Linked DNA regions of Homo sapiens: region 1 is linked to region 2. The links are chromatin contacts, found by Hi-C in ENCODE. All regions are on one chromosome and are shown on one strand. The core of a region is the stretch at or near the end of the contact, and the rest is flanking DNA. Distances in the headings are between cores, read along the strand shown. Region 1 overlaps EGLN3-AS1 (EGLN3 antisense RNA 1). Region 2 holds the start of HECTD1 (HECT domain E3 ubiquitin protein ligase 1).

Region 1 (6,001 bases), core at 3,450-5,949, 2.9 Mb after region 2:
TCAATTCAATTCAACAGAGATTTTATAGAATGCCAAGCACTAAACTCTGGGGATACCAGAGGATCAGGTCCCCTTGCTCCCCATGGCCCCCCAAAACTTGTAGCCTATATAGGAGACTAAAGATTAAATATGCAGTTACAAATGAACAATGAACATTCCAATAAGGGAAATACAGGAGCTGTCAGAACACAGCTCTCACATTACACAATAGATGTAAAATGAGCTCTATGTCATTTATGCTAAATGTCAAGACACAGGAATTAAGCACTTCCACAATAAAAATCTAGGTGGATACCTCAGTAGAGCAGATTTTTATGTTGGTGGTAGTTTCCAAAGTTAGCACATAACTGAAAGCAGTCACTTGAAAAAAAATCCCTTAAATTATCCATAAAATAGTGTATACATGGTTTTCGTGTACAAGTATGCATTGCTGTGTGTATGTAAATACGTAATAATCTACACAACAGATAATTGACAAAGAATAAATATGCAAAATATAAGTTTACAGATTTTACTACACAGAAGAAACCAAAAGTGAAATTAGAAAAAGTTTGCAAAATCAATGTTCTAAAAACTTCCAGTGGAAATGCATGTTTTGTTTTGATAACAAATTCTAAAGGGCCAGGACACAGCTGCAAGGCCAAGCACATTCACACTCTTCAACCACCCTGGGCTTTTTAAAAGTGTGAATAAAGGCAGTAGCTTCAGAAAATCATTCTTTGGTTCTCTTAGTTGTTAGACTTCTGTAGGAGCCTGTCAATCTTACAGAGTATTAATAGAAAGAAAATTACCACCCCACCCCACCCCCCCCCCCCGCAAAAAAAACCTTATTGCCTTTTATTTTTGGACAGGTTATGGAATCACAAAATCTCAAGGTTGTAAGGGAACCGAAAGAGCACTGGTCCAACCTGTCATCATATGTTTCAATCCCTCCCAAGGGATCAAACAGTCTCTACTTAGATATTTCCAGTAGCTAGAAACTACCCCTTCCATCTTAGAACACCTCCAGCAGTAATTTAAATGCACAATTGCTTCAAAAATTTAATACATCAAAATTATGTGTTGCAGGAAGATCTTCCTGGCAGGGATTCACTTTAAAAGTATTATGAAGAATTTACTCTGCAATATTCTTAGTGTATAAAAGGGTCATACAGACTAATAAGAAAATCGCTAAGATCTCAATAGATAAGAAAAAATGTAAATCATCACATTTGTATTTAAAAGTTCAGTCAGCTGGGCGCAGTGGCTCACTCCTGTAATCTCAGCACTTTGGGAGGCCGAGGTGGGCGGATCACCTGAGGTCGCGAGTTTGAGACCAGCCTGACCAACATGGAGAAACCCCATCTCTACTGAAAATACAAAATTAGCTGAGTGTGGTGGTGTGTGCCTGTAATCCCAGCTATTTGGGAGGCTGAGGCAGGAGAATCACTTGAACCCAGGGGGCAGAGATTGTGGTGAGCCGAGATTGTACCATCGCACTCCAGCCTGGGCAACGAGAGTAGAACTCTGTCTCAAAAAAGAAAAGGTCAGTCTACCTAATTTAATAGGCAAAAAATTATCCCACATTTTAATCCATTAAATAACAAAGGTCAAGACACATTGCACCAAAAAAGCAGTGAGATATAAACTGATGGTAGAACTGTAGATTGCTACAACTTTTATGTATTTCATTTTGGCAATATTCATTTGTCAAAGAATAAGCCTAGAGGTTTGTTGTCGTTGTTGTTGTTTCATCACAGCTGAGTCTACTAATTTACCAGGCAAGGGAACACAAACCAAAACAGAAATTTGCAATGTATCCCTGTTAGGGAAATGTCAGGGGTTGCTTTTTAAGTGCTGGAGAGAAGTGCCTGATGATTATTCTAGTTAAGCATTGACAACTAGCATTCTAGACAGTCAGTCATTTAAACAAGTGTCACTGTCTGTGGTCAGGAAAGAGTTTTCAATCAGGTCCTGTGTGTGGGTGGGGCCCGGGGGGGTTCCTTAAAGTTAATGGTCAGCTTTAGCAGGTTAGAACCAGCTGGGATAAAACACAGTCTTTAGTTTTGATATTCCTAAGCAAGAAGGGAAATTTCTTCCTTGTTTTCTTCACTCATTCAACAATGCACATTAAGGCTGGGCACGGTGGTTCACACCTGTAATCCCAGCACTTTGGGAGGCCCAGGCGGGCAGATCACTTCAGATCAGGAGTTTGTGACCAGCCTGGCCAACATGGTGAAATCCCATCTCTACTAAAAATACAAAAAACATTGGCCAGGCATGGTTGTACGAGCCTGTAATCCCAGCTACTCGGGAGGCTGAGGCAGGAAAATCTCTTGAACGCAGGAAGCGGAGGTTGAAGTGAGCTGAGATCTCGCCACTGCACTCCAGCCTGGGCAACAGGGTGAGACTCCGTCTCAAAAAACAAACAAACAAACAAACAAAACATGCACACTAAGAACCATCTCCATGCTGGACACTGGTAATACAGCAGTAAAGCAGGCAGAGATAGTTCCTGTCTTCATGGAAATTGCCACCAAGTAATGTGATCTTGTCATGAAAATGTTTATATTATTAAACCTAAAAATTTCACTTTAGGAAGCTTATGTTAAGGAGATAATAAGCTGGTCAAATATTTATACACAAATATATTCATTGGAGTATTGCTTAAGCCAAAAAACAGAGACAACCTAAATTTCCAACAGTAAGGGAATTGCTTAAAAAATACATAATACATTCATAAATTGACTATAAAAGGTTTAATGACATGGGAAATGTGTACGATATAATATTAAGCAAGGCAAATAATATTTTCAAGACATAGAATGTGGCCTCAATTATATTAGACATTATATAAAATAAACTTTTAAAATACTTGGTTGCTGATCATGGTGGCTCACATCTGTAATCCCAGCTCTTTGGGAGGCCAAGGCAGGCAGATTGCTGGAGTCCAGGAGTTTGAGACTGGCTGGCTAACGTGGTGAAACCCTGTCTCTACAAAAAATACAAAAATGAGCTGGGCATGGTGATATGCACCTGTAGTCCCAGCTACAGGTCTGGCTAACATGGAGACACCCTGTCTCTACAAAAAATACAAAAGTTAGCTGAGCATGATGATATGCACCTGTAGTCCCAGCTACTCTGGAGGCTGAGGTGAGAGGATGACTTGAGCCCAGGAGGTCAAGGCTACAGTGAGCTGTAATCACACCACTGCATTCCAGCCTGGGCAACAAAGCAAGACCCTGTCTCAAAAATAAAATAAAATAAAACAAAATGAAATACTTCGAAAGAAATATACCTCAAATGCTAACATTTTATTGGTGTATGAATGTTGTATTACGGGATTTTTTTTTTCTTCTTTATATTTTAGTGTATTCACTTTTATGAGAGTTTGTATTAATTTTATAATCTAGAAAGAATTTGGCAAACATCCCCTCTGAAAAAAAAAATCAGAACAAAAACTACCCCCAAATAGGGAAAACTCTACAAATGGCTTAACTGTGTATACAGTCAAGATCCTATAACCTAGGTCTCTGTATCTAAAGGCAGAATTTACGTGTGAATTAATCTCATTTTTGTTTCTGCTGACTCCATAGAAACTGTGCTCTCCATGGCTTCCTCAAGATGAGCAAACAAGAGTGATACAGATTTTTCTGAGATGGACAGTGCCTCTCACTGACCCCGCCCCCAGTATCCTACGACCAAGGAAAAGAATCTCATGTGTCATTTCTGTGGGCCACGGTAGTTAAGGAAACTCCATGTATTTTCATCTGGAGCCTCACAGCAACCCTGACAAGTGGCTAAGTGGGGACAATGTGAAGCTCGGCTGCCCTTCCCCAAGGCCCTGGTCTTGACAGTCCTCAGGGGCTGGAGGCCCCCCTCATCCATGTCCCCACAAGATTTCTGTCCATGGCACCCAAGGACCCACTCAAATGGTCTTGAATGGACCTGAGGAAGACTGGCGAGTTATTGGTTTTATAAGCACAGTTGTGTCCGTTTACATCTACCAGAAGGTACAGGGATATGGCGAGAGTGAGAAGACGTGACACCTGTTAATACAAACTCTCCCCTTTAACTTGTCTTTCCAGAGAACACAGAATGGGAGACACCGCTAAAACAGGCCACGTTAGCACTAGAACTGATAAACTGAGAGCTAGGTTCTAGATAGAAAAGTTACGATGAAACATCCTCATCATTGTCAACAGATGAATATCTAAACCTCAGCTTTGATGTCCTCTGCCAAATGGATTGGATGATGCCTGCCCTTGCCACTCCACGGGGTCTTTGGGGATGAACTGAGCTACAATGGCGAGGGAGCGGGTGGGATACTAACTGGCCCTTCCCCTAGATAGGAGGCCATCAAGTGCAGAGCCAGAGACCGGCCCTGGGCCTCCGCAGGCTCCCCCGGAGCCAAAGAGAGGCCAAACCGAAGCGCCCTGCCCAAGGCCGCCCTAACGCGACTCTGGCCGCTCCTGCCTAGCAGATACCGGCTGGTGCCCTCGCTTCGGATGCAAGATCCCAGCTCTGCTGCAGCTTTCGAGCCGGAGGGACAATCGAAATGATCAAAAATGCCCGGCGGGCAGCCTTGGCGAGCGCGCGGCGGGGCGCGGGGTGAAGTCTCGCCAGGGCGCGCCGCGGCGGACACCGAGCCACACGCACTGTGCCTGCGCCCGCGGCCGCCCCGAAGGTAGTCGGTAACTGCGGCGGGCGGCGGCCGGGGCTGGACAGCCAGCCCCGCCCGGCAGGCTCGCAGCTCACGTAGCGCTAGCGTGAGTCAGCGCGTTCCAGCGCAGCCCCGGGCCGAGGGAGGGCTCCCGCGCGCAGCGCCAGCAGCCCGCACGTACCGGCCCCGGGAGGGGGCGCCTAGGTGGTTCCACTCGCGGGTGCCCTGTGCCCTGCAGTGTCCCCACGCCCCAGGTTGTCCCCCTCGAAAGCCACGTGGGCGTGGGGCTCGCCTTCCCTGGGCGGAGTCCCCATCGGTGCCTGCCCGCCCGGAAGTAGGGGCGCGAGGGTGACGGGCAAGACCGAGCCCGGCCCGTGATTCTTCCTCAGCCGGAGCTCGACCTTCTCCTTGTCCCTTGCGTTTCCTTTCTTTGAACCACACACTCGCTCGCTCACGTTTGTCCCGACTAAGTTGCCCCCGGCCCCCGCAGCTGTCATGAAGATAGATGGAGAGGTAGCTGCGAGAGCCCAGCCTCGGCGGGTGGTGCCCAGGGCGGACTGGGGAGACTAAAGACAGTAAAGGGCGGGTGGGACTCGAGTCCTCTATCCACCTAATCTCACATGCAGTGGGACTTATCATTCCAGTCGGTCTGCATTTCCTCAAATCTGCACCTGTTTAGTTACGACAACCAGCTTTATAAAAGGAAGCGGCCTACGTGCCTGACAGCTGAATGACGGAATTAGAAGTCATTCTCTACTAAATGTGTGAACATAGCAGGACCTCCGCTTAAGTTCTAGACCTACAGGGTTGCAAGTCTGGGCCTCCTGGGGGCAGGAAAAAATTCCAAGTCCTCCTTTGCCCCTCGGTAAAATGTTCTTTCACAAATTAGAGCCAACGGCACATCTGTGATGTGCCTATGTCACTTTTTCAAAGCCTTGCTCAGGGGTTGGAATGTCGTGGAGAGGGAGACGAGGTGGGTGCTTATGAAGGGAAAGAGATACATGGGGAAGGGGGAGAGGAAACGTTGATTAGGAAAGGAGCTTGCAGTCATGAGTAAAGTGACTGACAGAACGTTATTGAGCCTGTCATGGAGATCAGGCACTATTTGGGCACCAGTGACGCAAAATAAGTGGCTCCCCGTGGTCCCTGCTCTCAGGGTTACAGATGAGTGGGAGATATTAACTAAGTAGACAGTGAAACATGAGGAAGACTTAGTATGACGGTTCAGCACCCAGACTTGGGAACCAGGCTGTGCAGGTTCTGATGCTGGCTCTGCAATTTACAGACCGTGTGATCTTAGCCAAGTGAGTACCCCCATCTGTCCTCACCTTCTTGTTTTGGAAAATAAAAATGGTGAAA
Region 2 (6,169 bases), core at 3,089-5,588:
TTTAGGTTCATTTCCTTAAAATTACATTATAAAGCCAGGTGTGGTGGCACAGCCTATAGTCCCAGCTACTGAAGAGGCCGAGGCAGGAGAATCGCTTGAACCCAGGAGCTCGAGGCCAGACTGGGCAACATAGTGAGGCCCCAGTCTCTTAAAAATTACATCATACTATATATGAATAAAGCCTAGAAAGGAAAATGGAAAAAATAACAGCTGTTATGTTAGGATGGAAGGATTTTACATAGAGATAAATTTTATGTTTTAAAAATTTCATTTAAATTGTTTTAACATGGCAACACTTTTTTTTTTTATTATACTTTAAGTTTTAGGGTACATGTGCTCAACGTGCAGGTTTGTTACATATGTATACATGTGCCATATTGGTGTGCTGCACCCATTAACTTGTCATTTACATTAGGTATATCTCCTAATGCTATCCCTCCCCCCTCCCCCTACCCCACAACAGCCCCCGGTGTGTGATGTTCCCCTTCCTGTGTCCAAGTGTTCTCATTGTTCAATTCCCACCTATGAGTGAGAACATGCATTTGGTGTTTTGTCCTTGCGATAGCTTGCTGAGAATGATGGTTTCCAGCTCCATCCATGTCCCTACAAAGGACATGAACTCATCATTTTTTATGGCTGCATAGTATTCCATGGTGTATATGTGCCACGTTTGCTTAATCCAGTCTATCATCGATCGACATTTGGGTTGGTTCCAAGTCTTTGCTATTGTGAATAGTGACACAATAAACATACGTGTGCATGTGTCTTTATAGCAGCATGATTATTATAATCCTTTGGGTATATACCCAGTAATGGGATTGCTGGGTCAAACGGTATTTCTAGTTCTAGATCCTTGAGGAATCGCCACACTGTTTTCCACAATGGTTGAACTAGTTTACAGTCAGTCCCACCAACAGTGTAAAAGTGTTCCTATTTCTCCACATCCTCTCCAGCACCTGTTGTTTCCTGACTTTTTAATGATCGGGCAACACTTTTTTAAATGTCATAACAAATACTTCTACTACATATTAGTACTAAACAGAAGCTACGAAATGACAATTGACTTGACTGACAAGTATGATTTTTAAAATACCAAAAGTAACTTTCAGGTTACCTCTAATGAAATCTATGAACGCAATTTTTAACTTGAGAGTCAGGATGAGGAAAAAAATAAAAAATAAAAATAAATTTTAAAAAATCTACTTTACTATAAATCCTGCTAAAACAAGTGTCAACTAAGGGCTAAGTTATTCTTACATACTCAAAATTCTGCCAATGACAAAAACTAATGGAAATAAATGGACCACTAACTAATTGTAATTTGGAAATTTTATTAGTAAGGATTTTTATCTTAGTACTGTTTTAACAAGAGTTACAACTGAAAGTTATTCAATAATCAAAAATGAAGGTACTTTAAAAATTTTGCCAACTGAGTAATATAAACTTTATTCCCACCTAAAACACATTAGGATAATTATACCAAATTTTTTAGGTCAACATCTCAAACATTTTCTACTAATTACCTTAAAATAGCATTAAAATGAATAAAGAAACATCAGAGTTTTCAATTACTTATTACTGGAGTTCAAAACTGTAAATACAAATGTAAAATAAACAGTAAAAACGAAACACATGTTCAACACTCAGAAGAATGGTTATTCTGACTGGACAAGTTATGACTTATATAAGAGGGAAAAAAATGGCTGTAAGGTCTATCTAGTAAGAATTCTCTTTTATATTTTTGCATATATACTAAGTTATAACCTCCCAATAAAACTGTTTAAACTCCCCAAACTTCAAAATGTTTCTACTACTCCAAATTTTCTACTCTTCTGCTACACGGTTAAGATCCAATTTATACCTTCCCAAACTGAAATTTACAAACCAATAATCGGCTTTAACAAAAGTACTGTCATATGACAACATCAATGAAGAAATGGGCAGTTCAAAACATATGTTTATTATCATCTCTTATTCCATAAATCAATTTCATGGTACAGAAATAGATACCTTTAAGAAAATAAATATTTGTATTTTCCCCAGTTCATGACATATTTTGAAAATGAACCAACCAAGCTATGGGTTAAAATTAATATTCCTACTAATTCCCATTCATTCAACAAATATGTATTTGTGTCATCGTAATCATCAGTCCTAGAGTTTCTTCACCTACCAATTTTTATTTCTTGGAAAAGTGTAAACACAAAACTCTTCAGGAATATTTTTAAAGATACGTGTTAAAATTCACTAGAGAAATTTCTACACAAACTGAAGTCAGCAAATGGTTGAAAACAGATGTCACTACAGTAACCCAAAGGAACATGATGAAGGAATGTACTTACGTTTCAAAACAACGATCCACGTTGTCAGACATCAAAAGCAGCATGCATAGCTGTTCAAGGGCTATTAGTTGCATGTCCCTTTCATCTCCCTGTCCCATCTGTAGCCATTCCAGCAATGTATCTGGGTCCACATCTGCCATGGTTTTTTAAAAGTCTCTTTGCTTAAATTTGAAAAGTAAAGGGAGAAAAGTCCTTTAAATTCCGGGACTGAACAGCTTGGGCTTAAATTTTTCTTCCTTTACATCTGCTAGAACCAAATTTTCATAGTGTCCTCCTAGCAATTAAAAAAGACTCCTAAGTACGTTTGGACGTAAGAGTGCTTAATGCAGTTTTTCAACTTTCCTTATCCGCCAGGTTTAACGTACAGATATCATACCAAATGAAAACCAGTTTTGCACAAGAGTATATAAGCTGATTAGGTTGCTGCTTAACTAGAAACCAGAGCTGTCTGTGTCAAAGACAGTCAGTCAAGCTTCAGGTCCCACTACTGCTATCACTAAAGTCTATGCCAAAAGGCAAAGAACACCTAACTAAAGGTTCTGTTTTTTCCAGCAAACTTCATCCCCCTCCTTCTCTACCCAAAACTGATCTTCAGATAAGGGTTAGATTCAGTATTTTGAGGAAACTCTAAACACCTTGATCCAATCCCCCTCCAAATTGTTTCTCCTTCAAAATTACCTCCAATTTCACATATTCTGCTGACTTCTCAATTTACTTCTATTTTAAAGATATCCAAATACAAACGACAATTATATACAAGATTTATCTATGAATAAAGAGTTGGTTAGGAATTTTGGCAGTCTTGGCAACTATTCTTAAAAGTTAAAAAAATAAAAAAATTAAAAAAGGAAAGGCTAAAAGTAAATGCAATGGACCAGCAGGTTACGGATCCGAACGAATGTAGGCCAACCTAGGGCCCTCTTTCCCCAGCTTCACAAGATAGGGCAGTTGGTTAAAAAAACAAAAACAAAACCGAGAAGCAACCCCAACAGGTAAGTCATTACAAAAGCGCCCCGTAAGCGCCCTGACTGGAGGACAGCTTTGGGTCCCACGTAACGCAGCCGCAAGTGTGGGAAGCCGGCGGCGGGGCGCGGTGGGCACCCAACGGCGGCGACCAGCGGGGTTGACCCCACACCCGGGGCCCGGCCGAGCCGGGCGCTGAGAGGCGCTGGCCCCCGCGCTGTGGTTCCCCAGCACCAAACCCCGCTAAGTTAACTACCTGTGTCTACGAGGAAGGGAAGTTCTGGAGAAGCAGCAGCAAGCCTTCGTGCCCGAGAGGAGGCCGCCGGGCCAGGCAGGGCGCCGGCTCTCCCGGGAGCTGCGCCCGGAACTCGAAGGCCTGGCAGCGAACCCTTCTCAAGGGCAAAAGGAGCCGGCCTGAGGCTCTGGCGCGGGCAACCGGGCCCCGCCGCCGGCAGGGCCCCGGGAGGGGAACAAAGGGGCCAGCGGGGAAGTCGGCAGCAGCCTGGCCGACCTCACTCGGCGCCGGGGTCTCGCTTTCCGCCACTCGCCGGGCGTCCGGGATCCGCGCCCCCACGCAGGGCCCTTCCGACGGTCCGAGGCGCTCCCGCCTCCCCTTCCCGCAGGCTCTTACTCGGGCTTGTCGTTCCAAACCGCTCCGATCCAGCTCCCAACAGGCCGCCGGCAGAGCCAGGCCCGGCCGCGGCCCTAGAGTTCCCAAGAAGCCGCAGGCCGCGCAGGTCGAACCGGGCAGGCGGCACAGGAAAAGCCGCGCCTCGTCCCTCCCCTTCCTCCGCGAGGACCTGGTGACAGGGAAGCGAGAGGTTCTCGCGTGCGGCAGCAGCCAGCGGACGTCCAGTCCCCAGCACGCGGCTCCTCAGGCCCTGCAACTCAGAGGCCCGCGCGGTGCTGCGGGCGACGGCGGCGGCGGCGCGGCGGGGAGGCCCAGTCCATCGCGAACCGGGAGGGGGAGGGGAGGAGGGTCGAGGGAGAGCCAGGCGGGGAAGCTGCCGAGGGCAGCCGAGCCCGGCGGAGGCGGAGCAAATCCACTCCCCCGGCGGCGACCCCGCCGGCGGCCACCTGGGGCGCTGCGGGACGGCCGACCGCCGCGCAGGGGCGCCAAACCGGGTACGCCGCGTCGCCGTCCCTGCCCCGGAGCTCTCGCCCCCGCCGCCTCGGGCTGTGTCGTACGTTTCTGCCGCGGCTTTTCTATGGTGCGCCCTGGCCCCCTTTTCGCTTCCCTGTCAGTCCGAGCGCGCTCATGCACGCACGTCCAGCTTGCTTGGCGCCGTGGCTAACACTTTGCGCGCTCCTGCGGAGGGCGTCGCACGGCACAGCACAGCAAAGCTGCGGCCCAACCTGTCCCCGCTGAGCCTTCCGCCCAGGCCACCCGCACTCAGCCACGATCTTCCCTCCTCGCGCACGGAAGTGCGTCGCGTAAGGAAGGCGTCTCCCCCCGCTCCTGGGAGGCCGACCGCCTGGCGGTTCACCCCAAAGAAAACCCTTCAGAGCAACCCTGGGAAAGAGGTGCTGCCGACGATTATCAACGTTGTACAGATGAGACACTGAGGCTCCAGGAAAGCGCAAATGCAGGCCCAGCGCCGTGCCCGGTCGGCAGCAGCACTGAGAGTGCACTTTTGACTACGTTTCTTGTGGCTTGTGGTCACAAGTATGTCTGTGGTTATTCTTTTCAAACTTTATTTCACACGCATTCAGAATAAAGGATGCATGCTTATAGGACGTAGTTGGAGCCCGGAGACGTCCTACTGTACTCTCACTTTCAGCTTTTAAACAAAAAGAAAAATTAATACGACATGATAGTGTTTGAGACATGGTCCCTCAGGCAACCAGAGGAGCTGCTAGGTATGAGTAAAGAACAGAATTTGGGTCCGCTGCGTTTCCTGTAATCCCAGCACTTTATGATTTTACTCTCTTGAGGCCCGGAGTTCGAGACCAGCCTGAGCAACATAGACCTGGTCTCTGCAAAAAAATTAAAATTTAAAAAATAATTACCCAGATGCGGTGACGCACACCTATGGTCCCAGCTACTGGAGCGGTTGAGATGGGATGATCCCTCGAGCCCAAGAAATTGAGGCTGCAGTGAGCTTTGATAATGCCACCTCACTCCAGCCTGGGCGACTAAGCAAATTTGTCATTTCCAAAATACTGGTTCTTTTTTTTCTTTCTTTTTTACTACTTCTTTAGAAAAAGAACCAGTATTTTGGAAATGACAAATTTGTACTTCAGATAGCTATCCGCGCATGTCCCGTTGTCGCAGGTAATGGTCCGTTTAGGTATCCTGTTAACGAAACAAGAGGAAAAAGAGGATTCAACTATTTTGTCCCAAGTACAACACATGAGGATAATTATTTAGATGTCATGAGTGTGAATTGGAGCTGCCAGGAAACTTCAAGAAGGAAGTGGCATTCCCTCTGGACCTTGAAGAATGGGTACAATGTAGACACTGAAAGGAAAGGGAAGAACATAAAGCCTGATATGTTCCTAGACATAGGAAAGGTCACCTGTGCCCCCAGCAAAGAACCAACAGTAAGCAACAGAGAGAGAAATTTGGAGCTAAAGTGGGGAAGGCCTTGAATGAGGAATGCAGAAATTAGGCTGAGCTAAGTAGCAAGTTCTGGACTACAACACTGGAAAAACTAGTCTTAAGAAGACTAATTATGGAAAGTGTCTAGAACGACTAAAAGGATCTATCTAGACGAGACTAGCTGGAGGTTGTCGAAATGCTGCAATAATGGAGGAAAGAAAAGTCTAGTTATTGGCAATATGAATGGGGAAGAAATCTAAAAATAATTTTTGAAAGAAGATATATCAGAATTTAAATGATTAACTTAAAAATTTCCGTCCAG

The links. A loop is a pair of places that touch in the nucleus more often than their neighbours do. Pooled maps may share reads with other maps.
Region 1: a pooled map of gastrocnemius medialis shows a loop between it and region 2 (3-fold over the local background). The contact joins the enhancer-like site here to the promoter of HECTD1 in region 2. A Hi-C loop is called at or near these places in 1 of 168 maps with a recorded cell type or tissue (lower leg skin) and 6 of 50 pooled maps.

What each region holds. Positions count from the first base shown.
Region 1 is chr14:34,055,557-34,061,557 of GRCh38, forward strand. EGLN3-AS1 (EGLN3 antisense RNA 1) reads left to right here. Exons shown (of 3, transcript NR_184209.1): 3 at 3,576-6,001. All of the region lies in intron 5 of LOC102724945 (a long non-coding RNA gene), which reads right to left. Among named protein-coding and RNA genes, the nearest start is that of EGLN3-AS1, 19 kb to the left of the region's middle. RefSeq lists an enhancer at 4,261-4,762 and a silencer at 4,661-5,020. Within about 2 kb of position 4,700, at least 30 of the 41 ENCODE cell types and tissues checked have a DNase peak (open chromatin) inside an H3K27ac peak, as active enhancers do.
Region 2 is chr14:31,203,455-31,209,623 of GRCh38, forward strand. HECTD1 (HECT domain E3 ubiquitin protein ligase 1) reads right to left here and starts at 4,339. Exons shown (of 43, transcript NM_015382.4): 1 at 3,562-4,339; 2 at 2,343-2,503. The coding sequence starts at 2,482. RefSeq lists enhancers at 3,231-3,744, 4,257-4,768, 4,746-4,915, 4,769-5,280 and silencers at 3,386-3,595, 3,716-3,925, 4,226-4,565.